3 separate regions of the Mus musculus genome follow, and regions 1 and 3 are each linked to region 2. The links are chromatin loops, found by intact Hi-C in ENCODE. Cell type or tissue: heart. All regions are shown on one strand. Each heading gives the region's core, and the rest is flanking DNA. Links, peaks and the distances in the headings are about the cores only. Region 1 holds the start of Gm26579 (predicted gene, 26579). Region 2 overlaps Myrfl (myelin regulatory factor-like). Region 3 has its middle 16 kb from the start of 1700030O20Rik.

What was found. A loop is a pair of places that touch in the nucleus more often than their neighbours do. Peaks named below come from ENCODE experiments on the same cell type or tissue, not always from the same donor. Only the 100,000 strongest peaks of a DNase experiment are listed, where the experiment ranks them.
Region 1: it touches region 2 in a loop (2.1-fold over the local background); 2 of 42 quality-filtered maps call a loop at or near these places.
Region 3: a loop joins it to region 2, with 2.2 times the contacts of the local background. A loop is called at or near these places in 4 of 42 quality-filtered maps.

What each region holds. Positions count from the first base shown.
Region 1 is chr10:116,673,178-116,683,518 of GRCm38, forward strand. It overlaps Gm26579 (predicted gene, 26579), which reads left to right and starts at 1,414. Exons shown (of 4, transcript NR_152731.1): 1 at 1,414-1,704; 2 at 2,721-2,835; 3 at 5,326-5,486; 4 at 5,776-6,126. In heart, for the core only: a CTCF peak has its summit at 5,588 (motif pointing right); no DNase peak of the experiment used is centred there.
Region 2 is chr10:116,776,832-116,787,172 of GRCm38, forward strand. It overlaps Myrfl (myelin regulatory factor-like), which reads right to left. Exons shown (of 25, transcript NM_001033333.3): 20 at 6,343-6,405; 21 at 5,118-5,205; 22 at 2,718-2,792; 23 at 513-624; 24 at 118-192. Among named protein-coding and RNA genes, the nearest start is that of 4930579P08Rik, 53 kb to the left of the region's middle. In heart, for the core only: no CTCF peak of the experiment used is centred there; no DNase peak of the experiment used is centred there; H3K27ac peaks cover 661 bases.
Region 3 is chr10:116,708,181-116,718,521 of GRCm38, forward strand. No RefSeq gene overlaps it. Among named protein-coding and RNA genes, the nearest start is that of 1700030O20Rik, 16 kb to the right of the region's middle. In heart, for the core only: no CTCF peak of the experiment used is centred there; a DNase peak (open chromatin) is centred at 5,441.

The DNA of each region.
Region 1 (10,341 bases), core at 715-8,714, 100 kb before region 2:
CTCTGTCTCTGGCTAGGACTGACCTGTTGGCAGCCGCTTTTGTCATGGGAGGAGAAGAGCTCACTCCCTGTTACCAGCCATGTAATGCAATGGCTGACCACTTGATTAGCATACTGGTGGTTTAGAACTAGGAATACTGGTGGCAGAAGTACAGTATAGGAACTAAAGAATATTCTCTATTTCTTCCAGTATTTTGAAATTTAAACAACTATCTTTATATTTCACATAAAACACACACTTAAAGTTTCAAGGAGTTTTTTTTTTTTTGAAATTTCTTTTTTTTTTTTCTTGATTGAGTTTAAAATTAGAATACTGTGGCTCTCCTGTTATCCCCATTTTCCCCTAAGACAGGGTTAGGGTTTCTCTGTGTAGCCCTAGCTGTCCTGGAACTCACTCTCTAGACCATGCTGGCCTCAGAGATCCGCCTGCCTCTGGTGACTCTTGAGCACTGGGATTAAAGTACCATACCACACAGCCTTCCCTCCACAATGGTTACACCTGAGTTCTTCAGATGTTTTTCTCTATCAGTCAGTTTTCTCAACTGTGACAAAATACTCTGGAGAGTTCATTAAAGGAAGAAAACTGTGTTTGGGCTCAGGGCTTCAGACCACTCACTCTGACAAGGCAGGGAAGGAAGGCCCAGAGAGCAGCTGTGTAGACAGGCATAAGAGGTGAGCTCCCCGTGTGACAACCGAATTTGAAAACAGACCAAGGAGATTGAAAACAGGCTATGAAGACATACCCTTTTAATGTCTGCCTTTGTGACTCACCTCTGGCTACCAGACCCCATGTCCTGAAAGTTTCACACACACACACACACACACACACACACACACACACACACACACACAAAACAACACAACCAACTGTAGACACAAGTTCTGTGGGGACATTTCACACTCAAACTGTGATATCGGTAGTCATTCAACTACCTACACTAAATGACTATATTCCCTTTCAGGTTGTAAAAATGTGCTGCCTGGATTTCTATAATTCATACTCATTTCTTTCTGCAAAGAAACATGGCATAAATAAACAGAAAAAATATTCATTAAGCAGATATTTTAGACCATATTACACCAGGCATTTTTTTCCTGGTATAGCAATTATAAAAATAAATGCTATACTGTGGGAAAAGCGGTAAATCTTTTAATAATTGTCATGATATTGTATAGTTATAAAGAAAGATATGAAAGAAAGAATATTCACAGTGGGTATATGTGATGGTTTGAATGAAAATGCTCTCCCGCCCCTGCCCATAGGCTCAAAAAAAAAAAAGCTGTACTACTAGGAGGTGTGGCCTTGTTAGAGGAAGTATGTCACTGTGGGAGGTCTTTCAGATCTCAGATGCTCAAGCCACACCCAGTGTGACATCCACTTCCTGCTGCCTGCAGATCCGGATGTAGAACTCTCAGCTTCCTCTCCAGCACCACATCTGTCTGCTTGCCACCATGCTCCCTGCTATGACACTAGCAGACTAAACTGCTGAACTGTAAGCCAGCCCCAACTAAATGTTCTCCTTCATAAGAGTTCCTGTGGTCATAGTGTCTCCTCACAGCAGAGGAGGAAGCCTCCTTAAGAGTACCAGTCAGTAGGAAGATTTGGCCCTAAAGTGATTTCTCCTGCACAACAAAGTAGCTGTAAGAAGAAATCCACCTCACCCCTTTGAAGAACGAATCTGATTGTAGGCTAAGCTACTATAAGGTCAGAGACTCTGGAACAACCACAATTTACGGTTCCTGGGGACACCTTGCCCCCGTGACTGGGGGTTGGGCACAAGAGATAGCTAAAGAAAGGGACGTCTGTTAAAGACCCACTAAGAAGTACCAGTCATGGGAAAAACAGGCTGGTGGGGGGTACAGTGATTGGTCCCACGCTGTGTGGTAGGTGTTGAGGGTAGGTCTAACAATGTGGAGTTTAATCTGGGGGCAGGATCCGAGAGTGTGGAGACTAAAGAAAACAAATTTCTAACTTCCCACCACCCCTCCTTTTAGTACAAGACTCAGTGGTCTGTTTGATTCCCCAGCTCTTTGAGGCATTCATGGATAAACTCTGTCTGGGTTATTTGCCGTGGCCCTAGGGGCACAGACTGAAGGTCTAAGGGAGTGTATAAGAACTCGAGTTGCCTCCACACCACAAAAGAGAGCATTGCTGCCTTAGCTCTGGGCGAGACTACAAAGAACTTATGGGGTGATTGCAGCTTTGCCACGGGAGATGTACTCTTAACTGGTCCACTGGGAAACACGGGCGGAGCTCACTCTGCCTGTTAGCCTCAGTCTGCTTGGTGAGAGCAGGGAGAAAGGACCACTAGCTTCCTGTAGCCTACAGGTCCCTCCCAACAAAATACTCGAAAATGTTCTTGGTTAGAAGAAAGTCTTGATTTATTTATTATCTTTCGTACTTTCATTTGTTGTTATTTATCTCTATTCACCAATGACATTTTGTCTTTCACTGAAAAAAATCCTTTTTTCTTTCTCTGCTTAAAATTTTTTGCTTGAATTGTATTAATTTTGACCACGTATTTAACGTTTTAGCTTACTATATATGATTTTGCCTTTCCCTTTTTCTTTCTTTTTGGTTTTGTTAGTATAGTTGTTTTAAATTGATTTTTATCATATTTTTTGGCTGCTGCATGCACACACAGACACACACACATATGTAATATATTTTTCTATTTTAATTTTATTTGTAATTATTTTTTTTTCTTTTTTATCCTACAGGTCCTTTGGGTATATATTATGGCTTCCAGTTTAGTGTTTTTATGGGATTCCTGAGTGTGTGAACCCGTGGGTCTCTGCATCTGTTTCTATTTAGAGCAACAACCCAAAGGACAGGGTGTGTTTTCATGTTGTAGTTGTTATGGTAAATTAGCCCCTGCTCTCTGCGTGGTCCTGGAGAACAAGCCCTGATGGGCTTGTTCTCAGAGATCTTGAAGATCTTCAAGATCTTCAAGATCTCTGAAAATACGAAGCTTGAAAGACACTGAGCCGGACTAGCTCTAAGACAGACAAGACTGAAAGAATAAAATTAGGGACAAAAGGAGACACTACAGAAAACACCACGGGGATCCACTCAAACATCAGGGATATTTTAAAAAAGAATACACCCCAAACTGAAACATTTAGGAAAAAAGTGGACAAATTTCTAGACTTTTATATCAGGTACAAAGGTCAAGCCGAGATGGGTATTTAGACTTCTTGGTAGGTCAAACGTGATGAGACAGAATGAAAAGTCTCTCAATAAGAGAAGCTCAGGGCCAGATTAGCTCATGCCTAAATTATACCAGACAAAACAAAACAAAACTAATGGCAACACTTCTCAGACTAGTCTACCAAGTAGGGACAAAAGTCTTGCTTCCAAATGCACCCTACATAGACAGAGTCTTGTCCCATGTGTCTGTCAGCAGTTTTGCTTGTGTGTGTGTGTGTGTGTGTGTGTGTGTGTTTGTTATCACTGCAACAAATATTCTACATAAACAACTTGCACATAGAATTACTTCTTTTAAAAGGACCTATTATGTGCCGTGGCTTAGAGGGTTCAGTCCATCTAAGTAGCTCTACTCATGCTTGACCGTGGGAGGCAGATCATCTCAGTAGAAGGGCTTGACAAAGCCATGCTGTCACTTCATAATAGCCAGAAGTGGGAAGAGGAGTTGGAGAGAGAGGGGAGGGGGACAAGAATACAGAGAGATGGAGACAGAGACTCAAACAGGAAGGCGCCAGGTCAAAACACTCTTCAAGCTATGCCTATGACGAATTATTTAGGCACCTTTCTAAAATTTCTGGTGTTCTCCTAGAATAGCACCTCCAGCTGAGGAACAAGCCTTCCACATATGAGTTTGTGAAGGACACCACAACACCCTAATAAGGACACCACAAAAAAGGAACGTATAGGCCGAATCCTCCATGATCAGACATGATAGTCTTTAAGGACTTGAGTCTTTAAGCTCAGTGGTAAAGCAATTCCCAGCATGCCCAAGACCCTAGATTTGATCTCCACACATAGGCACACATATGTGCCCCCCCTTCATTTTCCACAAGCCCCCATGTACTGGCTAGTTTTGTGTCAACTTGACACAGCTGAAGTTATCACAGATAAAGGAGCTTCAGTTGAGGAAATGCCTCCATGAGATCCAACTGTAAGGCATTTTCTCAATTAGTGATCAAGGGGAAAGGCCCCTTGTGGGTGGGACCATCTCTGGGCTGGTAGTCTTGGTTCTATAAGAGAGCAGGCTGAGCAAGCCAGGGGAAGCAAGCCAATAAGTAACATCCCTCCATGGCCTCTGCATCAGCTCCTGCTTCCTGACCTGCTTGAGTTTCAGTCCTGACTTCCTTGGTGATGAACAGCAGTGTGGAATTATAAGCTGAATAAACCCTTTCCTCCCCAACTTGCTTCTTGGTCATGATGTTTGTGCAGGAATAGAAACCCTGACTAAGACCCCCCACCTGAATAAAAGAATTCCAAATTACCTCAATCGTACATTAAAAAGATTTTATTCAGTGATCAGATTAGGAACATTCAGTGTTGCAAATAAGTATAATCATAGATTTAAAAAAATCATATGATCAATAAGCAGGAAGTGAATAGATGTTTGCTGATAGAGGAAGGTAAGTCCTGAGGCAAGAGTCCTCTCGATTTATATGTGTGACTTGGATGTGACTGAACTACATGACTTCTAATTCCTTTGTCAACTCTAAAAAGAGATGTGTATGACCAGCCTTCTTTAGAAGTCTACTGAACTTAAACTCATACCCAGTGGAGTGAATTGGGGCTAAAGCACCCTTCCACAAATGATTTCCACGAATGCAAGTATCTAATCTGGTGTCTCAGCATGCCTTCAGCCTCTAGGCCCTGGGATCCGTTTAAGGTCATTTAAGTAGAGGCCACATCTGTGGTCTCTGCATTATATAACTAAGCTGTTTGTTCTTGTTGGATATTTGCCAACCATATGTTAGATCAAGGCCGGTTGAAACAGTCTCATTTTGAGAGACTAAATTGCAAGAGAAATTAGATCTGAAAGGAACACAGAAAGAGCCCAAGGAATTGGGACACCTGGGAGCCATTAGCAGTAATCAAGGCTTATCCTGTATGAAAACTTGGGAGGGAGATGAGCCCAGCGGAATATACATATATTTATGTCCATGTAAATTGATATATATGAAAATGGTATATGTATCAATATATACACCATATCTGTATACTCCAATATATGTTTGCATATATGTCTATTTAAGAAAGTGAATTTATAATTTGCTTTAAAAGTCTTGTTTTCTGTGGCAATTTTTACTTGTCATTCCTAACTTGAATCTTTCTGCTCTGTCTCAGAGAGAGAGTTTGATATATGGAAATAATCTTAGAATTTCACAGTCTTTGACATAGCAACGTCCATACAGAAGATTCAGATGAAGGCTGAATAATGACACTATTTAAAACAACAGATATGAATGCTCAACAGTTGCTGGAGAACTTAAGATGTTCCAAGACAGGTCTGTGAAGAATTTATGTCATTTTTTTTTGGCCAGTTATTTTGCATATAATATTTTTTAAAGATAGATTTATTTAATATATGTTTATGAATATACTGTAGCTGTCTTCAGACACACCAGAAGAGGGCATCAGATCCCATTACAGATGGTCGTGAGCCACCATGTGGTTGCTAGGATTGAACTCTGGACCTCTGGAAGAGCACTCAGTGCTCTTAACCACTGAGCCGTCTCTCCAGCCCTGCCTTAGTAACTCAGCTTTATAGATATCTTTACAATTATCATCCTGCAGGTTTCCCTTTGGAAGTTTGTGCAGCGTTCTACAGTTGCTCCCTCCAGCCCCTTTAACTCTCTCACTCCACCAACTTCCACTTCCCTTTAAACATAAGCCAAGAGCCTCTTCAAGCACACAACTCCATAGCACACACCAAAGCAGGAAGAGACCATCGTTACAGCTGGATGATTTCCTGTGATGGGAGCCACATCAAAGACTCTCTAGATGTCGTCATAGTTGATCCTCATGGGACTTTATAAATAGATACACTGATCTGCTTGTTTTCCTGATGAAGAAACTAAGTCTCTGAGATCATCGTCTTGTTTAAGGTGGTAGAAGACACCTACTAATAAAACTGGCATGTTACTTAAATCTACCTGACTCCGAGGACAGGTTTTGCACCATGTAAGAAGAATGAGAGGGTAACAGCCATACCTAAACAAAACTTTGAAGAAGATAAAAGTTAAAAGTCTTTTTTTTTTTTGTTCTGTGGCGGTTTGAATAAGAATGGCGTCCATAGGCTCGTAGATTTGAATGCTTAGGGAGTGGTCTTAGGACACTACTATGTCTTTGTTGAGGTAGGTGTGGCCTTGTTGGAGAAAATGTGTCACTGGGGTTTCAAATGCTCAAGCCAGGCCCAGCATCTCTCTCTTCCTGCTGCCTGCAGAGGCGGAGGTAGAACTCTCAGCCCCTTCTCCAGCACCAGGTCTGCCTGCCACCATGCTTCGCCATGATGCTAATGGACTAGACCTCTGAAATATAAGCCAGTCCCACTTAGATGTTTTCCTTGATAAGAGCTGCCATGGTTACAGTGTCCCTTCACAGCCATTTCTTCACAGTATAGATAAAGCTCCTTATATCTGTAGACTGTGGATACATTTCTTGCTAATAACAGATGATAGCTTAGCGTCCACATCTCTTGGTTCTGTCCATCTGGAGGTTTCATGACGCATTTAGTTTTCCATGATTCATATGAGATCCATATGAGGAAGCCGTTGATTTGGGATGGACTTTGGGAGAGTGTTGCTTTTCTTTGCTTTTCTTTTTTCTTTTCTTTTTTTTCTTTTTGTCCGTTTCTCTTTTTTTCGAGACAGGGTTTCTCTGTATAGCCCTGGCTGTCCTGGAGCTCACTCTGTAGACCAGGCTGGCCTCGAACTCAGAATTCTGCCTGCCTCTGTCTCCCAAGTGCTGGGATTAAAAGCGTGCGCCACCACTGCTCAAAGAGTGTTTCTTTTATATCCGGTAACATGACTTTCCTCTTCAGATGCAGTTCTTCTAAGGCAAGGCCACTAGTGACTAATGCTCATCACCCAGGAAATTCATCTTTCTATTCTTTAAAAGTATGTTTATTTTAAAAATTATTCATGGGCTGGTGAGATGGCTCAGCAGGTAAGAGCACCCCCGACTGCTCTTCCGAAGGTCCGGAGTTCAAATCCCAGCAACCACATGGTGGCTCACAACCATCCGTAACAAGATCTGACTCCCTCTTCTGGAGTGTCTGAAGACAGCTACAGTCTACTTACATATAATAAATAATAAATAAATCTTTAAAAATTATTCATACACTGTATTTTAACCATATTCTTTCCCCTCATACACTTGCTCCTGAATCATCCTACGTCATAGCTCTTTTCTCTCTTAAAAAATTTTTTTTAAAACAGAAAACAAAGAAAAAAGAAAAGAAAAAAAAAAGGAAAGAAAAAAGAAAATGAGAAGACAAGCATGGAGTGTTTTGACTTATCCAAATATTCCAAAACATGTAGCCTACCTGAGAGTGTAGTTAATTTACTGTCTAAGTCAGGGTTTCTATTCTTGCACAAAACATTATGACCAAGAAGCAAGTTGGGGAGGAAAAATTCAGCTTACAATTCCACATTGCTGTTCATCGCCAAAGGAAATCAGAGCTGGAACTCAAGCAGGTCAGGGAGCAGGAGCTGATACAGAGGCCATGGAGGGATGTTACTTACTGGCTTGCTTTCCCTGGCTTGCTCGGCCTGCTCTCTTATAGAACCCAAGACTACCAGCCCAGGGATGGCACCACCCACAATGGACTGGGCTCTCCCAGCTAGATCACTAATTGAGAAAATGCCTTACAGGTGGATCTCATGGAGGCACTTCCTCAAGGGAGGCTCCTTTCTCTGTGATAACTCCAGCTTGTGTCAAGTTGACACACAAAACCAGCCAGTACACCTACCTACTGTCTCTTCATTGAAGAAAACTGATCTTTCCCTCTGGGCATCTATGGATTGCAAACAGCTTCTTAGTTGGACGTGCTTCTTTGTGCCCACTTTTCCATCTCCGTGCTGGGGTGTTGTCTGGCTTGCACTTGTACAGATCTTGTGCATGCAGCCACAGCCTCTGTGAGTTCATGCCTGCATCACCCCTACTGTGCCTGCAAAATGTTGTTTCTTTAGAGTTAACCCCCACCTCCAGCTCTTACGATCTTTCTCCCTTCTCTGCTGCATAGATCCGTGAGCCTTGAGGAGGATGGTTTAATAAAGACATCCAAGTGAGGGCTGAGTACTCCAAAGACTGAGTCCTTCCTTAACATTGTCCAGTCATGTTTTTAATGTTAATTACTATCTACGGCAAGAACAGACTTCTCTAGTGGGGTGTGTGTGTGTGTCCACAATACACTGATCTCTGGGGCATTCTGTTCTAGCTCATGGAATGGGCTAGAAAAAGTGGTTGGTTACTCAGGTGATACTTGTGCCATTGTTGCTCCAGTCGGCATACCTTGCAATCAGGTCACTATTGTAGCTCACAGGTTTTGTAGCAGAACGACATTGATGAGTGCTTTCATGTTTTGGTAGCGTATAAAGTATCTTCGGCACTGTGAACACTAGTCAGGAGGGAGGAAGCTTCCTGTTGGGCACCAGCCAATTTACCCACGTTTGTTGATGTGAGTGAGTGCTGTTTTCTACAACATGGTCTTTCCACTAGGTTGTAGAAGGAAAAAAATAGCATTGGTAATCATCTGTGATATTTTAGGGGTCAATGGGACCCCTTTGGCCAATAACCAACCAGCTGTAACCCATTTCTAATCTGGGGTATAAAATGTATTTGCATACTTACTATTCAGGAAAAAAAAGCGCTTAATTGGGGACTTTAAAACCAGGCTTTGTATCTTTCTGAAACGTTATCAACAGACTCCCCCATACAATTCCAACCCCCAAATCTTAAAGTTCCCACTTACAGCTTTTTCTGAATAATCTGTTCTTTTAGTTAGGATTTCTGTCACTGTGATAAAACACCATGACTGAAAGCAATCTGTACAGAAAAAGGCAATTTCATCTTATTTTTTGAAAGATTTGTTTATTTATTTTATGTATATGAGTACACTGTAGCTGTACAGATAGTTGTGAGCCTTTATGTGGTTGCTGGGATTTGAACTCAGGACCTTTGGAAAAGCAGTCAGTGCTCGTACCCACTGAGCCATCTCACCAGCCCTCATCTTATGACTATATATGTATATGTTTATGTGTATGTGTATGTATATGTGTGTGTATATATACTATATATATGTGTGTGTATATATATACTATATATATGTGTGTGTGTATATATATATATATATATATATGTATATATATATATATATATATGTAACATTCTATCACTGAGGGAGCCCAAGGCAAAAACCTAAATACAGGAGCTTATGCAGAGGGCAGGGAAGGGTGCTGCTTAATGGTTTGCTCCTCATAGCTTGTTCAGCCTGCTTTCTTATAGCAACTTGGACCACTCTCCCAGAGGTGTCCACACTCACAATGGTCTGAGCCTTCTCACAACAGTCATCAACGAAGAAAATGCTCTACAGGCTTACCCACAGACCAATCTGACGGGGGTGTTTTCTCAACGGAGGTTCCCTCTTCTCAAATGACTCTAGATTGTAACAAGTTGACATAAAACTTGCCAAAACCTTTGCCTTATATGTTATTGCAAGTGATATGAAATTTATGAGGCTGATCTCATCTTTGCAATGATTTCATGTTGCACTGTTTTTAGGTATTTCTAGTAACTCTTTGTTTTAACTTTTAAAACGGAAAAGCATGTTACTCCTGGAAATGTTATTAAATGAAGCAAGAGTAGACCCAGTGTTTTTCATGCCTCTTCGTAGAACAGGCCCTGTGGAAGAGAGAGAGTAATGGTGAATTTAGGTTTTTATCTGTTTGACGACTTGTGCCTTATTCTCAAGTATGCCTGCCTCAGAAGAGCACCTGTCAAGTTTCTCATCGTGAACTCAGAGTCTCAGCCCAGAACTCAAGGCGATGTATTCAAGCCTTAACTCCTTAAGGTTGAGTCTGAGCCTCTGAGCTTGGCTACTTAAAATAATTATCATGTAGAAATAACAAAAAACATTTCTCATTAAGGTAGGGATAATTAGCATGGATTGTTTATTTCACTTTACTCTGAGACTGTAAGCTGGAATTCCCAGTAGCCCGAGTAGGAAAGGATAGGGAGGGCTGATGTTATCAGACCTGTGGATTTATGAAGTAATTCTGTGGGCATCATTTGACTAAGTATATGTTTTGCAAAACTAAGCTCCAGTCGCGCCACACCCAGAACGTTATCCAAGGGTGTGAG
Region 2 (10,341 bases), core at 1,361-9,360:
GAAAGACCAGTGTGAAAGTTAACTATCGTTAGTGTTTCTTTTATCTATTGAGAGTTTAATTTCCTACTGAAAAGAAAAATGGCGGGGGTGGTGGGGTGGTGGGGGGAGCTTGCTTACTGGTGCGGCTACCCGGAAATGGTATGCGCTGTCGGAGAACCGGGCCACGGGAAGCCTCCAAATGTGCTGGTATCCCTAAGAGATGAAGGAGACACGCCCATCTCAGCTCACATGTTACAGCTCAGTTGGAAGGAGAGCAGGCTAGGGAGGCACGCCCTTGACAACTGTAGGAGAGGCTCTAGGACAACGGTTTTTGATCTATGTCGCTAGAACAGTCTGTGGTCTCTTAAGGATGCAAGGAAGATGCCGAGCCAAGCGAGGTGGCCAAGTTCAGCTAAGAAGGGGCACTGGTGTTTGGTTCCAGGCATCCTTCCCTCAATAGGGAGCAGAGGCTGTAGTCCTAAATAACCTCTGCTGGAACCAGGACATGATGTTAAGGAGCCAGGAAACATTACCTGTGTCATCTGAGCATCTTCTCCATCGCTCTGGGTTCTTTCCCGTTGACTGCGGAAACATATATTCCCTAGCGTGTATTTGCACTGGAAGACTATCAGTGGCTCTGTTGTGCTTGAAGAGATGAAGAAAGAGAGCAAAAGTAGTTAGTAGATTCTAGCAGACTACATTTTGATAAGAAGATGAACTAACTAGTGGGCACAGAGCTAACCCTCCCTGAGGCTGTGCCATACTCAGGGTGACTATTGCTCTGATGGATACCATGACCAGAGCAACTTGGGGAGGAAAGGGTTCATTTGGCTTATGCTCCCACTATGCTGTTCATCGCTGACAGAAGTCAGGACAGGAACTGAAACAGGGCAGGAACCTGAAGACAGGAGCTGATGCAGAGCCATGGGGTGGGGGGTGGGGGAGGGGGTGCTGCTGCTTATTGGCTTGCTCTCCATGGCTTGCTCAGCCTGACTCTCCACAGCATGCAGTTGGGCTGAGTGGCACTCCTCCATTGATGAGTAAAACTAAGAGGGAAGGGATATGAAGCCCAGAGGAGACAGAAGAGACAGAGGTGGCAAATGGTCAAAGATGGGAGCACAGCCAGGGAAGGCAGAGAGGATAGAGGAAGGGAAACAGAAGACGCAGGAGCAAGGGGTGAGACTGGAATTGAGAAATGGAATAAAGCTTTCACAGGAGAGGCTCCTTGCACAAGTTTGAGTGAAGTGGGCTGAAAGTTGATTATTGAAAGTATGAGGTGACAAGCCAGATAGGGCAGCACACACCTAGAATCCTGGCACTCAGGAGGTAGTTGCTGGAGGGTTGCCAGGCCAGACTGAGCCTCACTGTCTGAAAATACCCACGCCACGGACAGGAAACTCAGTGGTAAAGCACTTGCCTGACATGCTTGGGTTTGGTCCACACCGCCACGTGCACACGCATGCGCACATGCACACAAACACACACACATACACAATGAATTCTGAGCTACAGAATGATTCAATTATAACGTTTTCAAGTTTTAGAGGGATTGCAGTTATAAAGCAGGCTTATTATTCATTGAGTGCCCTGTGGCTCAGGAAGGGGCACTCACTGTCTTTACACACCCATCCTCTTACAAATAGGCAAAAGAATGGCCGGGAGCCACACGTGAAGCCTGTTTCTGCCATTTACTAGCTATAAATTCAAAACGTGTCGTTTATGTGTGTTACATGTTCATGGTGTGCATATGTGGAGGTGACCTCTGGGTCAATGTTGGGTGTCTTCCTCTATTGCTTTCAACCTTAGTTTTGGGGACAGGGAGGCCCAGAGCTCACCCAAGGCTAGACTGGCTAGCCAGTGCATTCAGGAGTCCTCCTGTCTCTGACTCCTCAGCGCTGGGCTTACAGACAAGAAGTACTGCACCCATCTTTTGTGTGGGTGCTGGGGATTGAACTTGTGTCCTCATGCTTGTATGCAGGCACTCTACCAACTGAGCCATCTCTCCAGCCCCAGAACACATGTCTGACCTGCGTTCCCTAACGTCCTGCCTGTCAAGCATAAGCTAGGAAGAAACTCATCCTGGGAGGGCAGGATTGTATGTCCCAGTATTCGTGTGTGCACTATCTTACTGGTACTCTGTGATCAGTCAATGGCAGTTACTAATTTTGTCAGTGTTAACAATTTCTCATAACGACTCTATGTGCCATGGTATTATGTGACGTCCATTTTATAGGTGGAGAAATGGTAGCCCTGAGACAGTGACCGTCTCTTGCGAGGTCACAAAATGAAGACGCAACAGACAGAATTTGAATCCTGGTCTGCCCAGCTCAAAACTTGGGCTCATTTTTTTTCTGCCCTTAAGCAAAGGGCATATGTATTCCCACCGGGATGGAATGTCACTGAGATGCTCAGCTCCCACCTGGGGAACATGCTGATACTGGTGTACCAACCGCTCCCACCCGGGGGACATGCTGATACTGGCGTTTCAACCCCAGTTCAAAGGAGCCAGTCAGGGAGCCCTGCGCTTGCTGCTACCATGTGAACTTCCTCCAGGCAGGAGTGTGGCTCCCAGCGCTCCCATTCCCTGAAGGATCCTGGACGATCTCACCTCTTTACTGTCTGTCAGTTAACACAGACTGACAGCACTTTATCTCCCAACACACTCAACAATGACTGCATTCAGACTAACTGCTCAGAGAAGGAGAAAGCACCATTGTTTCTTACAACCACACACTTACTTGATTTCCAGAGAGAATTTGACGTTGGTGGGTGTGTTCTTATTAACAGGAATGTTATAATTATAGTGCCCAGGCCTAATTTTAGAAGAAAATAAAATCACAAGTCAAAATACACCCCAACAGCTTCAAAAGGATTTCTTTTTTGACATAGACCACACGCTATGTAAACTGCAAAATGACACATGATAAATTTAGAAAGTTGGGTTTAATCTCCCGTGTCTGTAGTTTTCAGAGACAAACTTACCCAGTGTCAGAGTGAACTTGGCAGGTGCCTTAATATAAAATACGGAAAGTCAAATTCCAAACCAAAATACACAAAATCAAATGCACAGGAAATTAGTTTGGTCACAGAGAAACAAATTTCAGGAGAAAAACGAAGTAAACATAAAATTCTCCTGGAAGGGCCACGTGAGATAACGCAGCACAAACCATTCTCCCTTTTAAAGAATTTTAGCAGGAAATGTGTACATTTAGATCCCAAATCGGTTATAATTATGATGGCCCTGATTACCGCTCAGGAATAGAGGAAATTGTAAGGTAGACTTGCTTATCCTAGGTCCACCTCCCGAACCAGAGATGCTCAGAGGGAAGAGGGTGGCCCACTGATTGCTACTGTGATGAACAACTCCATCGAATGGCATGTCTGTACTTAATCAAGCCCTCCCTCTGATTGGTGCCCCCATGGATGGCATGGAAAAACAACACAAACCAGACAAAGGGGGGTAAGAGCCAGCCATCTCAGATTCTCTTTAAATGATACTAAACTAATTGTCAAAATGTGAAAAAAAAAAAAACATGGGGAGTTGGAGAAAGTCAGAATTTTATAATATTTAAGAATATCAGAGCATCATATTGTGAACCTTGGACGTACACAATTTTTATTTATCACTACATTTAAAAAATGTAGCTTAGTATATGGGCTATATACTAAGGTATAAAAAAAAGCACATTACATTTGTGTATCAGGAATATATTTAATTTTTGCTTGTCAATTATATGCCAAAAAAAAAAAAAGCTGAATAAAAGCTTAACATTATTGCCACACACCCCCACCCACAACACACACAGTATCTGCCTTAGGATCAGAGCCTATAGTTCAACTGGTATGCTTAAACACACGGAATTCCCTTCCCGATATACACCTTCCCTTCTTGGTAACTTCCCATCTTACGGGGAGACATGAGACTGCTGCTTCTCTGTAACTGATACTAACCCATCTGACAGAGAGATCTGAATGTATGAGGACAAATACTTTGCTTGAGTCCAGGATTTGGACCTGAGTCACATGATTCATCTTCATGATGCCATTCTGTCATAGTAACTAACTAACATCTGTCTGGGATGCTCACTAAAGGTGTGACCTACAGCAAGCTCGTTAGCTCGCACAGAACTGCAAAGTAGAGACAATAACATCGACTTCTGAGTGCTGATGGAAGAGTTCAGTGTGGTCATAAAGATAGGCATCAGAAGCCGGGCGTGGTAGCGCATGCCTTTAATCCCAGCACTCAGGAGGCAGAGGCAGGCAGATTTCTGAGTTTGAGGCCAGCCTGGTCTACAAACTGAGTTCCAGGACAGCCAGAGCTATACAGAGAAACCCTGCCTCGAAAAACAAAAACAAAAACAAACAAACAAACAAAAAAGATAGGCATCAGAAGTCATTTTGAAATATATGTTGTTTTTATAATGTAGGAACATCAACTTGAAGTCTAATCTACTGGGTTGAAAAAAAGCCTGAGCCTGAAAATCCATAGGTCCCATGTGTGACCCCAACTGAAAGGAACGTCTCGCCTCTAGGTACCCAGTAGGTACATATCAAATTAAGAAACATTTCCCATGCTGAATGTCTACAGTTTGCATTTGTGCTTGCTGCAGTCAGTTGGGTTCTCCATGTCTAGATGCATCACTGCCGTTGTGTGTGTGTGTGTGTGTGTGTGTGTGTGTGTGTGTGTGTGTGTGTGTTGACACACACTGAGGATGGATGTTGTATCTGGGCAATTGTTTGCCTCCTCGAATAAAAGCTACACTAAGCAGAGCTGGACTTCCACAGCAATTAAAATAATACCCTTTGCTGTTTCACAAACGTCAACTCACTCAACTAGCCACTCAGAGCATTGCTGTGTGCCCCTGGGGACAGTCTGTTCCCTAGGATTTTGCTTCGGGTGTAGCCATTAAACAAGGAGGTAGGAGATCAGGACCATGGGGTTTGTAGCTTATTGATCTGTGCTAACACCCACCATTTCTGACTCCCTCATCTTCTGTGTATTCAGTGTGCTTTTACTTAAGGAACGATGTAAACGCACATGGATTTCAACATGAAGCTTTGATTTTCATTCTGGTCTCAACAGTATAATGCTGACTAAATCCCAGAGGCAGCCAGAGCATCCTGGGAGGCTTACCCACCCGCAGTGGAGCATTCTGCTGCAGTACCGACGGTCTATCATTTGCTGGATTTCTACAATCTGAATGGAAGCGATGGTTGTGTCGATCCCTGGATTAAGGAGAAAAGAACAGCAATGAGATGAACAGAGGAAAGGAAATAAACTCTTGTGCAGGGAGAACGTGCTGCGTTCCTGCTCCAGCCCAAACTGCAGAATGTAAACCAAGAGAGTCCCGGACAGATGCATCCCATCCATGCTCAAATGAGAAAAGGAGGGGAACGTCTGCGCCAGGCTCTTGTGCTTGTTTGGGGGCGATGAGTAATTGTAAGAAATTTAATTTGTCAATAAAAATCCAGACTCCTAGGAACAGTGCCATCACACCCAAAATAATTTCTGGACTACAGAAGTCCTCCTAAATTGGAATTTACTAGAGATGGGGCATAAGATGTGACACACAATCTACTTCAGGAAATAAAAAATGAACTAAAAATACAGTCAGAACAAAGGAGGAAGGCAGGAACTTCAAAGATGTTTTAAAATCCTGGAACTTAACCACAGCTTATCTGGCTGCAGGTGACCATCCTGAATGCCTCATTAATGCTCAGGCTGACAAGGATTATAGGACATGGCCACCGAAGTGTCCACAGTGGATGTGTGTGTGTGTGTGTGTATGTATGTATGTATGTATGTATGCATATGTGTGTATGTATGTATGTATGTATGTGTATGATGTGTGTGTATGTGTGACTGTGTGTATCGGTGTATGTGTATCTATGTATGTATGTGTGTGTATCTGTACATGTATGTATGTGTATGTCTTGGTGTTTGTATATCTGTGTATGTCTGTGTCTATCTGTGTCTGTGTAGGTCCCTGTGTGTGTCTCTGTGTGTCTGTATATGTGTCTGCATGTGTCTGTATGTGTCTGTCTGTATATGTGTCTGTGTGTTTGTATGTTTGTGTATTGTGTGTGTCTGTGTTTCTGTATTTGTATGTTTGTGTATCTGTGTGTGTCTGTGTGTGCCTGTGTGTGTCTGTGTGTCTATGTGTGTGTGCTTGTGTAACTGTGTGTGTCTGCCTGCCTGCCTGCCTGTGTGGTGGTGGTGGGTGACAGGACGGGGTGGCAGGTAGGATGACTGTCATGTTGTTCCTGTTTCTCACCCCACTAATGCTCCTAAGGCTGTGGAGCTGCCTAGTCTCAGAGGGCAAAAAGAGTATCCAAAAGAGTGTCACTTAAATGTCAACTTACAGTCACTTTCCCAGTCTGGGCTGATAAGCGCACTGCTTGTCAGGAACGATTTGCTTTTGTCTTCTAAAGAATAAAAACATCTGTCAGTCAGGAAGGCTCCTTCAGGATGATAGGAAGCTGACTGAGCTGAGAGCTGAATGCATCCCCACCCTCTCCCTCTCCCCCTCCCCCTCCCCCTCCCCCTCCCCCTCCCCCTCCCCCTCTCCCGCTGTAGCACTTACCCACACCTATCCCGTTTCTTCCCACTCTAGTCTATTATTGCCCTCACCCAAGAAGTCGTCTGTTACAGGAAAGTCACACACACCCCAACACATGTTGAAACCCCAATACTTTCCTCCTCAGAATGCCTCTCTGTTTGGAGATATGGCCTTTAAAGAGGGGGATCAAGAGAATTCGAGGCAGTTTAGAAGACCTCTAGTCCAATCTGACAGCTGTCCTTATCAGAGCAGGAGATTACAGGGAGACACCAGGGGTGGCTTTGGGCACATACACAGGAGCAAAGAAAATACCATTTATGGACTTAACAAGAAGGTGGCCTTCTACAGGCAAAGGGAAGACCTCCAAAGGAGCCAGATTTGTTAACACCAAGATCTTGGACCTCTAGCCTCCAAAACTGTCACCCTCCCCCACAAATGTCTGTAGTTTACACCACTCAATCCGTGGGATTGTGTCCTGGCAGCCTGAGGAGACCACACCATCATCCTAGAAGTCCCCAGAGCTCACAGTTTCCCCCTTTCAGTGTGGACACACATGCTCTTCAGTCAATGATACACATCAGCCCTCATGCCCAAAGCGTAGCACCTCTGGGTTATCCCTTAACTTTGAATTTGGTTTTATTTCTATTCCATTCTGGGCCCTCTATAGCTCCTGGGACAGCCTGGATCGTAGTAGGGAAGCATTGCTCTCTGATTAATGAGAAGCTAGTGGTAGTTTTATTTCTCATCTAGATCCTGAGTCAAAAATGTTGCTAACCAAAGCTGTTAGACCCAGGTCCCTCAGGGTCACTCTTGGCATGGTTGACGCAATATTTAAACAATGGACACATGTCATTAGAGGGTGTGGGTGTGTGAATACAGCCAGTGACAGAGGACTCGTAACTCCGGGGACAGGCCTAAGTGTCCTTTCAGTGAGTTGTCATCACTCTTCCTGGTCATGTGTTTTGATGCCAGTTCTACTTGGGTGAGAACAAGCCCCGAAGGCAACAGCTGCGCCCAGCCCAAGCCCAAGATCAGATTTCCTTTATTTCTGGGTAAAACCAAAAAAATCATTACAAACTGACACTCTGAATCCAGGAACGAGGATGAAGCAACCATGTGTATGTTGGAATCTGATTTCTAACCAAACCTGGAAACTCAGAGAAGAGTAAGGCGAGAAGCTGGGGAATAGTCAGTTGGGAATTTGGTCCAGGTATCGGTGGGGTGTGGAGCCAGGGCTGCATGGTTCCCGTTGGCTTTATCTACCTTGACCATTCCATGGCCTCTCTCCCACAGAATAGATCCTATTAAATGAGATAGCAGGGCTCAAAGTGTATAGTTAGAGTGAGTGAAAATGATGGAAAATAAATAGAAACAAACTATACAGAGGCATAATGAATATTAGTCTTCATACAAACAGCATTGGAGGTGCCCGAAGATGAGCAGGACTATACAATGGACTGGGTGCTCCTTCCTGGTTATTAAATGATGTGGATATATCTATATCCATACATATACAATATATGATATATAATATGTTATATATTGCATATAATATATCCATATCAATCATATATCCAATATATGATATATATTTGTAGTGAAGGATAATAATGATATCTATACCAACTTCTCACTGATTATTTTCTATTAGATATTATTCTGAGCACCCAAGGACAGCCCAATAGGATGGCTGTCCCTTCTTGGCAGATGAATACAGGGGATAAGTAGCAGAGAATAAGGGATAAGGCAGGCGAGCCCAAAGGATAAAGAATAGTACAAGGGCTTGCTTTGCTGTCCAGACTGAGTCTCTGCACCACCATTCTGCCATCCTAGAATCACACAAAGCAAAATTCATGGAGAAAAACAACTGAGTCTAAACTGTAAGGCAGGAAGGGGTTGGGGGACCCAGCCAGCTACAGGATTACTGAGGTGGGGACAAAGCCAGGGCAGTCACTCTGTCTGCAGTAGAAAAATGGCATTTCCAAAGCAACAGAGGCAACTGTTCAGGTGTCAGGGCTGTACACAACAAACATTTTAACTTGTTTATTATGTAAAAGTTGTTTATATTCTTTATGTGTATGAGGGTTTGCCTGCATGTGTCTGTATGTAGACCATGTGCGCGCCCGTGCCTGAAGAGGTGAGAAAAGGACAACGGATCCCCTGGTTGCACATCAACATCTGGATGCTGGGAACTGAACCCGGGTCCTCAGGAAGTGCAACAAGTGCTCTTAACATCTGCACCATTCTCCAGCCCCGAGTAAATCTTTTAAAAATTAGATGTTGAGAGCAATCACTTCGTAGTGTGCCAGATAACCTTGGCTGTCAACTCAGTCCCATTGAGAAATGAATCAGCCATAGATTCTTAAACTGTGACTTCATGGGGGTCACGTAAATGAGTGTGACAGTTGTAGAAGTGTTTGTCAATAATAAGAGCTCTGAGTGCACAACTGAAAATCACATGCTTACTGGATTGTGGGTGTTTTAGGCTCACTTGATGTCACTCTGTCATGCTCCCCCACTGCAGAGCTGGTTCTGAACATCCCATGATGCTTTGTTGCTACCCAACGCCAACTCACGTGCCCATGGCCCCCTCCGCTCACACTTGAGACTACAGTTTGTTTTCACTTGACTGCAAAGCTTTCTGCTCTTATAGAAACACACCATTCCATAAAAGGAAGCAAAGACTTTTTCTGTTTATTTGTTTTTTCGAGACACCGTTTCTCTGTGTAGCCCTGGCTGTCCTGGAACTCACTCTATAGACAAGGTTGACCTCAAACTCAGAAATTCGCCTGCCTCTGCCTCCCAAGTGCTGGGATTAAAGGCGTGCACCATCATACCCGGCCTTAAATCTTTTTTTTTCTTTCTTTTCTTTCCTTTTCTTTTTTCTTTGTATGTATGATCCTGTGTGTGAATGGCCAGAGGAAGGTGGCAAATCCCCCAGAACTGGAGTTAAAGGCGGTTGTGATCCACCTAATGGTTTTAAGATAAACGTATGACTCATCAGTATGATATGAACATCACAGAATTATTTTGAATGAATTTCTCGAAACACATATTTATCGGTAAATGTTCTGGATTTGTGACTACTTAATAGGTTTATATACCTAGGGTCACTTGAAATTTCTCAGACAAGAGGATACTGGGTAGAAAAGAAGCCGTAGCCTAGGTGATTGGTAGAGTACACTTGTGGGTGTGTCAGTAGGGTCATTTCCAAGATGGCTCTTATGTGGGACAGCACCTGCTAGGGAAAGGCCTGCCCTGAGTGTAGACGGCACCGTTCAATAGACTGAGAGCAAGCCCCCTCTCTTTATCTCCTATCTCCTCACTGCTAAGAGGTGAATGGCCTCTTCTAAATACATCCCTGCTGCCATGGTGACCTGCCTCTCTTAGGCCAGAATAATGAGGCCTTTCCATCATAGACTGACTCCTCTAAAACCACGGGTCAAAATAAGAGCTTCCTTTGTAAGTTGCTTTTCATGAGTATTTTCTCACGGTGATTTTATATCTATATATGACCAAGGCAGCTCACAGAAGGATGGGTCGTTTATTCCAGCTCAGGGATCCAGAGGGGGTAACTCTTGCAGGGGCAGAGTGCCTGCAGGCAAGCAGGTGGCTGGGACAGCAATCTGAGAGCTCGCATCTTAAACCCCAGGCACAAAGCAGAGAGGGTGAGCTCGAAAGAATAGTCCTTGAGCTCGCAAAGCCCACCTCCAATGACCTGTGTCCTCTAACAGAACCACACCCAGCCTCCTTCAAGGGAACCAGACTCACCAAGCCTCTCCAGAGGAGCACCACCAGGGAA
Region 3 (10,341 bases), core at 1,531-9,530, 68 kb before region 2:
CCCAGACTCCTCTCACCTGTAATTATCGGGCATTCCTGTGCACACAGTGCACAAAGAATAAAGCAAGAAAGAAAAGGAAGCTGCCAGCTGTTGAGGGAACATGCAGGGAGTTTGGTAGGTGAAGAAAAATATCAATGATATCCTAGGACATGTGGGAAAAAATTTATCATTCTGAAGTTGTAAAGAGCAAAACTCAAAATATTCAAAGCCGACCACATGGAGTAAATGTATTTAGCAGATGACGGTTGCCCCACTGTGTGTGTTCCTCATTGTTCGCTCACAGATCGCCCAAAAAGGGAATCTCTCTCTCTCTCTCTCTCTCTCTCTCTCTCTCTCTCTCTCTCTCTCTCTCTCTCTCTCTTGGTTTTTTGAGGCAGGGTTTCTCTGTCCTGGAACTCACTCTGTAGACCAGGCTGGTCTCAAACTCAGAAATCCACCTGCCTCTGCCCCCCTAGTGCTGAGATTAAAGGCTTGTGCCACCACTGCCCATTGGGAATCTCTTTATCTCAAGTTTGCCAGCATGGTTTTTGTTCTGACAGTTCCAAGATGGATCAACATTCTTTAAGTGACATTTGACGTCCCATGATGCAGACACTTGGGGACTCTAGACAACATTTTAAAATATTCAGGGAACTGGGGCATGCAATCTGTGTTCACTAAACATTAGACAGGAAAAAGAGAGTAAGTTGTTAAAAAGAAAAATGAACATGCGTTTCAGAAATGGCTGCCATCTACCCTACCTTATCTAGTCGCTACTGAATAATGGATGGTAATAGACATAGTTGCTATTTATTGAGGCTTAGGCTGTTTGGCCAATCAAAGAGATTGGCAAACCAGTAAGAGATTGGCAAACAAACCACGGGAGGAAGCTAGAATATTCTTCACGGTTCTGTCGTGGCTTAGAAAAGCCCTTCAGCAGTAGTGGCATATCTGTGGCTAAGAGGTCTGGGGCCTAAAATAAAGCCAGGGACACAAGCCTTCCAGTTGACAAATATTGTCTATATCACTTAAGGTCGTGATGAACCTATCCTTCTAGAAGGTCCTACATTAATAAGAAGCAGAGACGCTAACAAGGTATAGTAGGAACACATAAAAGTCCCCTATTTTTCAATTAAAAGAAAAAAAATAGATACTGTTACCCATGACTGGAGTAGTTTTCCAAGCTACCAATCCAAGCTTCCAAACAGTGACTCACATGATCAGAAACTCACCTGAAAACAGCTGTCTGAGGATTCATTTTTTCTCTTTAATGGCAAGCAACGGTGGGTGGAAAAGTTCATCCTAGCCATGGGACATTGAGCTGGACCTGTGGTACAGAGCCCATTTGTAGCTTGTTGTCCTGGCTAGCTTTATGTCAACGTGACACAAGCAAGAGTCGTTTGGGAAGAGGGATCCTCAGCTGAGAAGAAGGCTCCATAAGAGCGGCTTGTAGAAGACCAACAGAGTCACACTAACCAGGACCCTTGGGGGCTCCCAGGGACTGAACCACCAAACAACATACACCAGCTGGACCTAGGCCCGCTGCACGTATGTATGATGTGCAGCTCAGTCTTCAGGGGCATCCCCCAACAACTGGAGTGTGCATGGGCTGTGCCTGACTCTGTTGCCTGTCTGTGGATCCAGTTCCCCTAACTGGGCCGCCTCATCTGGCCTCAGTGGGAAAGGATGTGCCTAGCCCTTCAGTGATTGATGTGTTGGCTGTCTGTGGGGATGATACCCAGTGGGGGGCTCCCCTTTCTCAGAGAAGGGGCGGTAAGGGTGGTGTGTGTGTGTGTGTGTGTATGTGTGTGTGTGTAGTTTTGGAAGAGAGAGGGACCTGGATCAGGATATAAAGTAAAAATTAATGGGAAGAGAATAAATAAGATCTATTTGGCAACCTTTATAAAAAAAACGACTTTTAGGCAAGTCTGTAGTATATTTTCTTAGTGATTGACGTGGGACCACCCAGCCCATTGTGGGCGGGGCCACCATGAGCATAGAGCAAGCCCATGTCCTCATACAGCATTCATCCATGGCCTCTGCTTCAGTCCCTGTCTCCTCGCCTTCTCCTCTGAGAAGGGGGAGCCCTCCCTTTATCACCCCCAAATACGCCCCATGCACATCAATTATGGCAGGACTAGGCACTTTGAATCCCCACCTGACTTCCTCCAGTGATGGCCTGTTACCTGAGAGCTGTCAGATGAAATAAGCCTTTCCCTCTCCAAGTTGCTTTTGGTCATGCCGGTTTATCAATGATAGAAACTCTAAGATACTAGTACTAGTATCTAGTTCATAGTACTAGTTGTCATTCGTGAGGCATTGAGTCAATTCTAGCCCCTATTCTAAAGTAGTGTATTAAAATAAAATGCTGCAGGATTTTCCCTGACCAATCACATTAGGGCAGTGGGAGGCCTGTGATTGGACTGGAAAAAGGGAGGAGGAGCTAAGAGTCTCAGACAAAGGGAGCCTCTCAGAGTCGGAGGAGAAGGAAGATGGTTCCGGATGTGTACCCGAGTGGGGTTTAGCAGCTACAAGTAGCTATGATTTCACAAGGTTAGAAATATTGGGAAAAAGCTTTTTATCAAAAGAAAAAAAAATTTTATCATTACCAATTGGCTCTGAAATTATTGTATTGATATCTTGTAAATTGCGATATCTGATACATAAATCTGTTTGGTTAATTAAGCATTAAGAGTCATGATTCCCTGGGCAGTGGTGGCGCACGCCTTTAATTCCAGCACTTGGGAGGCAAAGGCAGACGGATTTCTGAGTTCGAGGCCAGCCTGGTCTAGAGAGTGAGTTCCAGGACAGCCAGGGCTACACAGAGAAACCCTGTCTCAGAAAAAAACAAAAACAAAAACCAAAAACAAAAACAAAAATACCAAAGGAGTCATGATTCTACCGGGGGTACTGGGTATTGTGATGTGATGGCTAACCATGGGGTGTGTGGGGGTGTTCCGTGGTAGCAAGAGGAACTCAGGGGGATGGGGGTGGGGCGCCGGAGAGATGTGGCGCCAGCAGGAGCCCTGTAATCTGATGTGGCCAGAGAGTTGGCGGGCCAGCAAGAGCCCCGAAGCATGTTCCAGCCCCCCTGAGAGTTGGCAGTTTCATTTTTTTAATATTTCCCGCTACAATAAAATGTTCATAGTAGCTCAAAATGACCTTTAATGTTGCCATCTGTCACTATTCTCTGGAAAAGAAACCCTGTGAGAGCCTTACCTGTGCTCAGCAAGATGGTACCTGGTACCAGTTCATACCTGCCTGACTTTGAGGACCACCAGACCGTAGTATGCTGTAAGATGTCATATCTGTCAGCAGTCTTGCAATGGCTCAGTTCTATGCTAGACCTCACACAACTGTGATCTGAATTATAAATATTCTGCTTCAAATATCATCAGTAACTGGCCTGGTTATCTTTAACGGTCAAGTTGACACGGCCTAGATCACCTGAGAAGGGAGTCTCTTTTAAAGTATCTCCCAGAGCAGACTGGTCTGTGAATATGTTGGAGGGTGGGGAATTGTCTTAGTTGATAATTGATGTAGGAAATCCCAGTCCAATGTAGACCGCACCATTGCCTTGGTGGGTAGCCCTGGGCTGTGTAAGACAGGTAGGTAAGCATGATGTAGGTTATGTATGAGAGAGTTCCTCTAAAGTTTCTCTTCAAGCTTCTGCTTAGGTTCCTGTGCCTACTTCCCTCAAGAGTAGACTGTGCCCCGGGGGGGGGGGGGGCGGGGGGCGGGGGGGGGGGTGTAAGGCAAATCAAATCTTTCCTCTCCTGAGTTGCATCTGGTTAGAGTGTTTTATCTTAGCAATAGAAATGAACTAGAAAAACAAAACACCAATGGATCCTATTGCTTTCTATTTATTGGAATAACCAAACTTTTATTGTCATTGATTTTTAAATGGCGAGTATGTTTCATTGGCTCCCGAAGAATAGCGGGCATCTGAGATCCATTGTTCTTAAGTTAAATGATCAAGTGCTCTGTATCACAATCACCCATAACAGGGTACTGAGTGCCTCACAATCACCTGTAACAGGGTACTGAGTGCCTCACAATCACCCGTAACAGGGTACTGAGTGCCTCACAATCACCTGTAACGGTACTGAGTGCCTCACAATCACTCGTAACAGGGTACTGAGTGCCTCACAATCACCTGTAACGGTACTGAGTGCCTCACAATCACTCGTAACAGGGTACTGAGTGCCTCACAATCACCTGTAACGGTACTGAGTGCATCACAATCACCTGTAACAGGGTACTAAGTGCCTCACAATCACCTGTAACAGGGTACTGAGTGCCTCACAATCACCCGTAACAGGGTACTGAGTGCCTCACAATCACCCGTATCAGGGTACTGAGTGCATCACCATCACCCGTAACAGGGTACTGAGTGCATCACCATCACCCGTAACAGGGTACTGAGTGCATCACCATCACCCGTAACAGGGTACTGAGTGCCAGTGTTAACTCTTTGGAGGCTGGACAGAAACAAATCTCTGGGGCTGAATGAGCAGAACTATGACATCCCAGATGCCTTTGGGGGAAATGAGGGATGCATGGGTGGCTGCTTGTTTACCATCCTCACCAACCCCCCACTGCTGGCGCTACAAGGCCCTTCAGCCTTTCAGTTTCTCTCCTCGGGAGGCTTTCTCAGGGCAGTTCCTTCAACCTTTATGAAACAAGATATCACCAGATTCTTCCAGCCCGAGCCTGAGGCCCGGTGCATGAGTCTTTAATCCCAGCCCGTGAGATGAGTTCAAGGTCAACTTGAAGTATACAGCAGGTTCCAGCCAGTCAGGGGTACAGAGTGAGACCCCGACTGGAAAAACAAAACAAACAAAACAAAATGCCAAAATGTAATCCAAGATGTACGGTGAAGGAAAATATATGTCCGTCCTTCTTTTCTCTTTCCTTCCTTCCTTCCTTCCTTCCTTCCTTCCTCCCTCCCTCCCTCCCTCCCTCCCTTCCTTCCTTCTTTCCTTCCGGATATATAAAAGAAAAAAAGAAAAAGAGGGAACAGAGATTGACCACGTCTATGATGGGGCCCCACACAGAGTGGAAGGCCTAACCCCACATACCCTAGATCTGAGAGAATATTTATGTATCCCTAGCGGCTTAGCTGGGCAAGAAGAGCAGCAGATGTCAGTTTCTCCTTTGCTGTTGCATGCTGGGACAGTGTAGTGACCTAACACTCACAGTCCAACTCTGTGGGACAGTAAGCCCCAAGCTTGGGAGACTCCAGTGTCTCCTCTGGTGATGAGGGTCCCAGCTTCGTGGGCTTCCTCTCTTCTTCCATCTCCGCAGTCACTCAGGGGTGGGACTGCCTAGTTCGTCCCCACTGGGGACTCGGAGTTGGAGTGCAGGTTTTGGCGGTTCAGGCAGATGACCTGTGGAACCTTGGACTCCAGCCCTTACCTCAGTGTTCTCTCAGGATCCCGGCCAAACGACTCCTCCCTGCTGGAAGCCAACCCTCACCCTGGGAGGTCTGCCAGCAGCTAGTTTTCCTAAATTAACCTCCACTTCCCACTGCAGGATAAACTTGAAGACCTCTGAAGACCAGCTCGAATGGAGGCTACTGTGTCAAACTATGTCTGACTGAGTCGTCGCCAACCCAGCAGCTGCCAGCCCAGCATGCTCACAGTTCACGTCTATTGATGAAAAGACTTTGGTTAAACCAAAAGCTGTTGTCTCGTAGCACGGCCATCCTAACAACTCTTGGTAGTTTCACCATACCCGAACAGGATCCTACAAACTCCCTGAAGTATCTGTCTGTCACGTGCACTTCTGGCCATGGTATTACTAATAGTCACCAACCCTTTGTTAGTTCAGTGTTACCCCCTACCTCTTGGCTTCTCCCTAATGTCAGTTTCAATAATGCCTTTTGGACCTTAGCCTTTCCCCAATTCCTTTGGTTCTCTTCTTCCCCTGCTTTAAAACCTCTGCAGGCACAGTCATCTGTCATCGTGCCTGGGGGATTGTTGCTCCTTTGCTGCCCTCCCTCCCCTTGCATTTGCTTGGCATCACCAAGCCTAAGGTTGCAGAGATGACACAGTGTGGAAGGAAAGTGATTGCCAAAGAGGGAAGATCTGAAGTTAAGTTGTGGTGTTTCCATCTGTAATGGCAGCACGAGGGCCTGGCAAAGAAAGAAGGATCCCAGATCTCTGTAGCTAGTGAGTCCAGATGCAGTGAGAGAGCTTGTCTCATAACTGATAGAGTGACTGAAGGAGACACCTGACCTCCACATACGTGCATTCATGCTTGCAGCCGCAGACACATGGGCACATGCATACACAGGTATGTACACACACACATATACACACACAGGCAGACACACAGGCACAGACATATACAGACACACACACAGACAAATATACACAGGTACTGACACAGAGACACATGCACATGCACACACACACACAGAGACACACATACACACAGGTGTAGACACACGGACACATGCATGTACACACATATACATACACACATACACACACATGCGCACAGACACACAGAATGCACACATGTACACACACAGAGACACACATACACACAGGTGTAGACACACAGACACATGCATGTACACACATATACATACACACATACACACACATGTGCACAGACACACAGATATGCACACATGTACACACACACACACAAACACACACACTCATATACAACATTGAAGTGGAGAAGGAGAGAGGGGAGGAACAGACTCTGGTTAGACCCATGCCTCACCTACTGGTGCACAGCTTCTGGCTGAAGGAAAACACCCAATTCTCTGGTTGTCCCCACTCTAAATTCATGGCTGTACACACCAAATGGTGAGCTCGTTGTATGTTTTTCTTGTTTGTTTACCACTATTCTTTCCTAAACTACCAATCCCCCCTTCTCCTCTCACCCCGTGTTCTCAGCAAACCTCTGTTCCTATGCTTGAGCCCGGACAAAAGGCCTCCTCTCCCAATTCCTTAAGAAGCCTTCTGAGGAACCTGTCTTCACTTCTCCCCTCCCCCGCAGGGCTCTCCAAGGCAGTGTCTGCCCTCACAGTCCCTGCCTCCCACTAGAGATGAGAAGTGTGCCCACGGTCTTAATTAAGCGTTTTATCACTGCCATAAAACACTCTGACTCAAAGCATCTTGGAGATGAAAAGGTTTATTCCAACTTTCATGTCCCAATCCCATCCTGAAGGGAATCTGAGGCAGGAACTGAAGCAGAGGCCATGGAGGAAGGCTTACTGCCCTGGCCTCAGCTGCTTATGTGGTGGGTTAAATAAGAATGGCCCCCTCAGGCTCATATATTCGAAAGCTTAGTCAGTGGGGAGTGGAACTCTTTGATAGGATTAGAGGGATTGGGGGGCATGGCCTTGTTGGAGGAAGTCCTTGGGAGTGAACTTTGAGGTTTTCCAAAGCCCACACAAAGCCCAGTGTGTTTTTCTCTTTCCTGCGCTCAGCCTGTGGGTCAGAGTGTGGCTCTCAGTTACTGCACCATCACCCCCTATGCTCCCCACTGTGATGATAATGGACTAAACTTCTGAAACTGTACACAAACCAATTAAATGCTTTCTTGTACAAGAGTTACCTTGGTGATGGTGCCTCTTCACCATCCTAGAACAGTGACTAAGACTCTTGCTTAGCACCTGCGGCCACCAGCCCAGAGGGGGTACCATTTACAATGGTCTGGGCTCGCTCACATCCCTCACCAATCAGGAAAATGCCCTGTAGGGTTGCTTACAGGCCAATCTTATGAAGACTTCTGTTTTCAATTAAGATTTCCTCTTCCCAGATATAGCTCTAGCTTGTGTCAAGTTGACATAAAACTAGCTAGCATACCGAATAAGTTCCTTGTCCATTTTACACATGCAAGGCACCACTCCAGCAAATACCTCTTCCATCTCCTACATTCATTTTTTTTTTGTCTTCTTATTACATGTTTTCTCTAAGTCCCTAAGTTCATTCACAAAGTGCAAGCAACCCATTCTGTTTCTATTTTTCCTAACTACAGCACCATTTTTTTTCTTCTTTCAGCAATAACATTCCTTAAGGCTTGCCTGTACCTGGTCTCTGTCATCCGCTTCTGTCATGGCTAACCTACTGCAGTCAAGCTCCTAACTCCATGATTAGCATGGGACTGCTCTCCCTAACTAGCCCAGTGATGTTGACACCAATGAATACTCTCAGGAGCATTTAGTGTAGTTGTTCTCTTCCCTCCCTCCCTCCCTCCCTCCCTCCCTCCCTCCCTCCCTCTGCTCTCCCTCCCTCCACCCCCTTTCTCTTCCCCTCCCCCTCCCCCTCCCTCCCACCCTCCCTCCCTTCCTCCTACCCCCTCTCTCTCTGTCATATCTTCTTCATTTAACTTCTAAGATACCACACATTCTTGATTGGCTTCATTCAGTCACAGTCATCTTTTATTTTCTCAGTGAATCCATCATTATCCTTGGACTTCTTACTACGGAAGGCTCAGGAGCCTGGACATCTCTTTCTATCTACATTGCGACCTTTGCTATCTCATCTAACCTCCATGGCTTTGTTGGGATTCCACTTATGCTTTACAGCTCTTTTGGTCTTTCTGGAGTGGATGGCCAAGAGACTGAATCTCCCAGGTGCTTTTTCTGTCTTTTCATGAAGGTAAATTGGAAGTTGAATACTGGTGTAAATGAGATCCAGTTTCTTCTCCATCTCTTGGTAGTAAAGTATAGTTAAGACATACTGATGCTAAAAAAATTATTCATATTTACCTGAAGTTTAAATTTAACTAATTCCCTATGGTGTTTTTTTTTTTTTTTCCTTATGTACTAGATATGGCAACCTTGCTAGTATTCTCTCTGCTCTTCTTAGGAAACTTTACTCAACATACACCCAATTTCACGTTCAACCAAGAGCTCAAGAGGTCTCTATGCAGGTGATGGACTGTTTTCTCTAGACAACGATTCTGATTTCCCTGTCATCTGTCCTGAGAATTCTCCCCACCCTCCCAACCTCCAACATCTCTGAGAAGAGTTGGAGAACGCATGGAGAAGGCTGTGTTCTGCCTGGGCATCCCATCCTTAACACTCTCCCACAGTCCAGATGGGCACATAGGAAAAGCAGGCAGTGTGGCCTGTGCAGTCATTTCATTCTCTCTCCATGGATCACAGCTCTCAGTTTCCAGTTGTCTGAAGACTATATGATTGTTCTTCTGGTTATGCGTTAAACCTTGAGGGTTTCTTATGAGCTACATCTGTCACCCATGTTAGCATTTTGTCTGAGCTCCCCCCACCCCACAGTTACCTGGCAACAGCCAGATATGCCCACACACACACAGTTACCTGGCAACAGCCAGGTGTGTCTGGCTCACTATAAAAGGGACTGCTTGCCCCCTCCCCTCTCTCTCTTGCTCTTGCCTTCCTGCTACTTCTCTATCCCCTTGCCCCTTCCCCCCTCTGTCCCAATTCCCTTCCCCCCTCTCTATCCATGTGCTCATGGCCAACCTCTATTTCTCTACTCTCTCTCTCTCTCTCTCTCTCTCTCTCTCTCTCTCTCCTCCCTTCTCTGTCTCTACTACCCTCTTAACTCCCCTCCCCATGCCCTGAATAAACTCCATTCTATACTATGCCACCCTGTGGCTGGTCCCTCAGGGGAAGGGATACCTCAACATGGGCCCATGGAGGCACCCCCTCCCCCCATACCTCATCACACCCCCATAGAGCATATCCCCCCTCTTTTTATCTTTTATACACACATCAATCCACACCATCCACAGATCACAATTTTGCATTTCTTTTCAAAATCAATCTCTTCTGTTTTCACGTATGTATAAACCCCACGAAAGTAGAGTTTTACCTCTTTTATACATCTAGTGCCAACTGGCCTGACAGGTGATCGACATGCAATATAAATTTGTCAACTAAATTAATATAGTGTGATAACTAAGAGGGACTGTCTGAGCTTGAGTGCTGACTCTGTTAATTGGTAGATGTGTTGCCACGCGTCTGAATTTAAATTCCCTTGGCTTCGGTCTCCCTTCTCATCAGTGAGGTGGTATTGGAATAGTAACTACCCGGGAAGCTGTAAAGATTACATGAGATAAGCCGCTAAGAAGAATTTAACGGAGGACCTGGCACCTTGCTGGTTCTGCTTTTTAATCAGACCACCGCATACGTTATTTCAGGCACAAGAGCAATATTGAAATTGGCAAGTTTAATTCTTATTGGCACCAAGTGAACCTTCATTTCTGGCTTTTCAAATCTATCATTTCCACAGCTGAAGGAGCTTTGCCTTTCCACGCAACACACCCGTTTTTCCACAGTCCTCTCTGGAGAGGACTTCTAGCTCATTAGTGAAGGCCTTCATAGCATCTTCAGAACTCTTTCCCCAAGTGAGACCT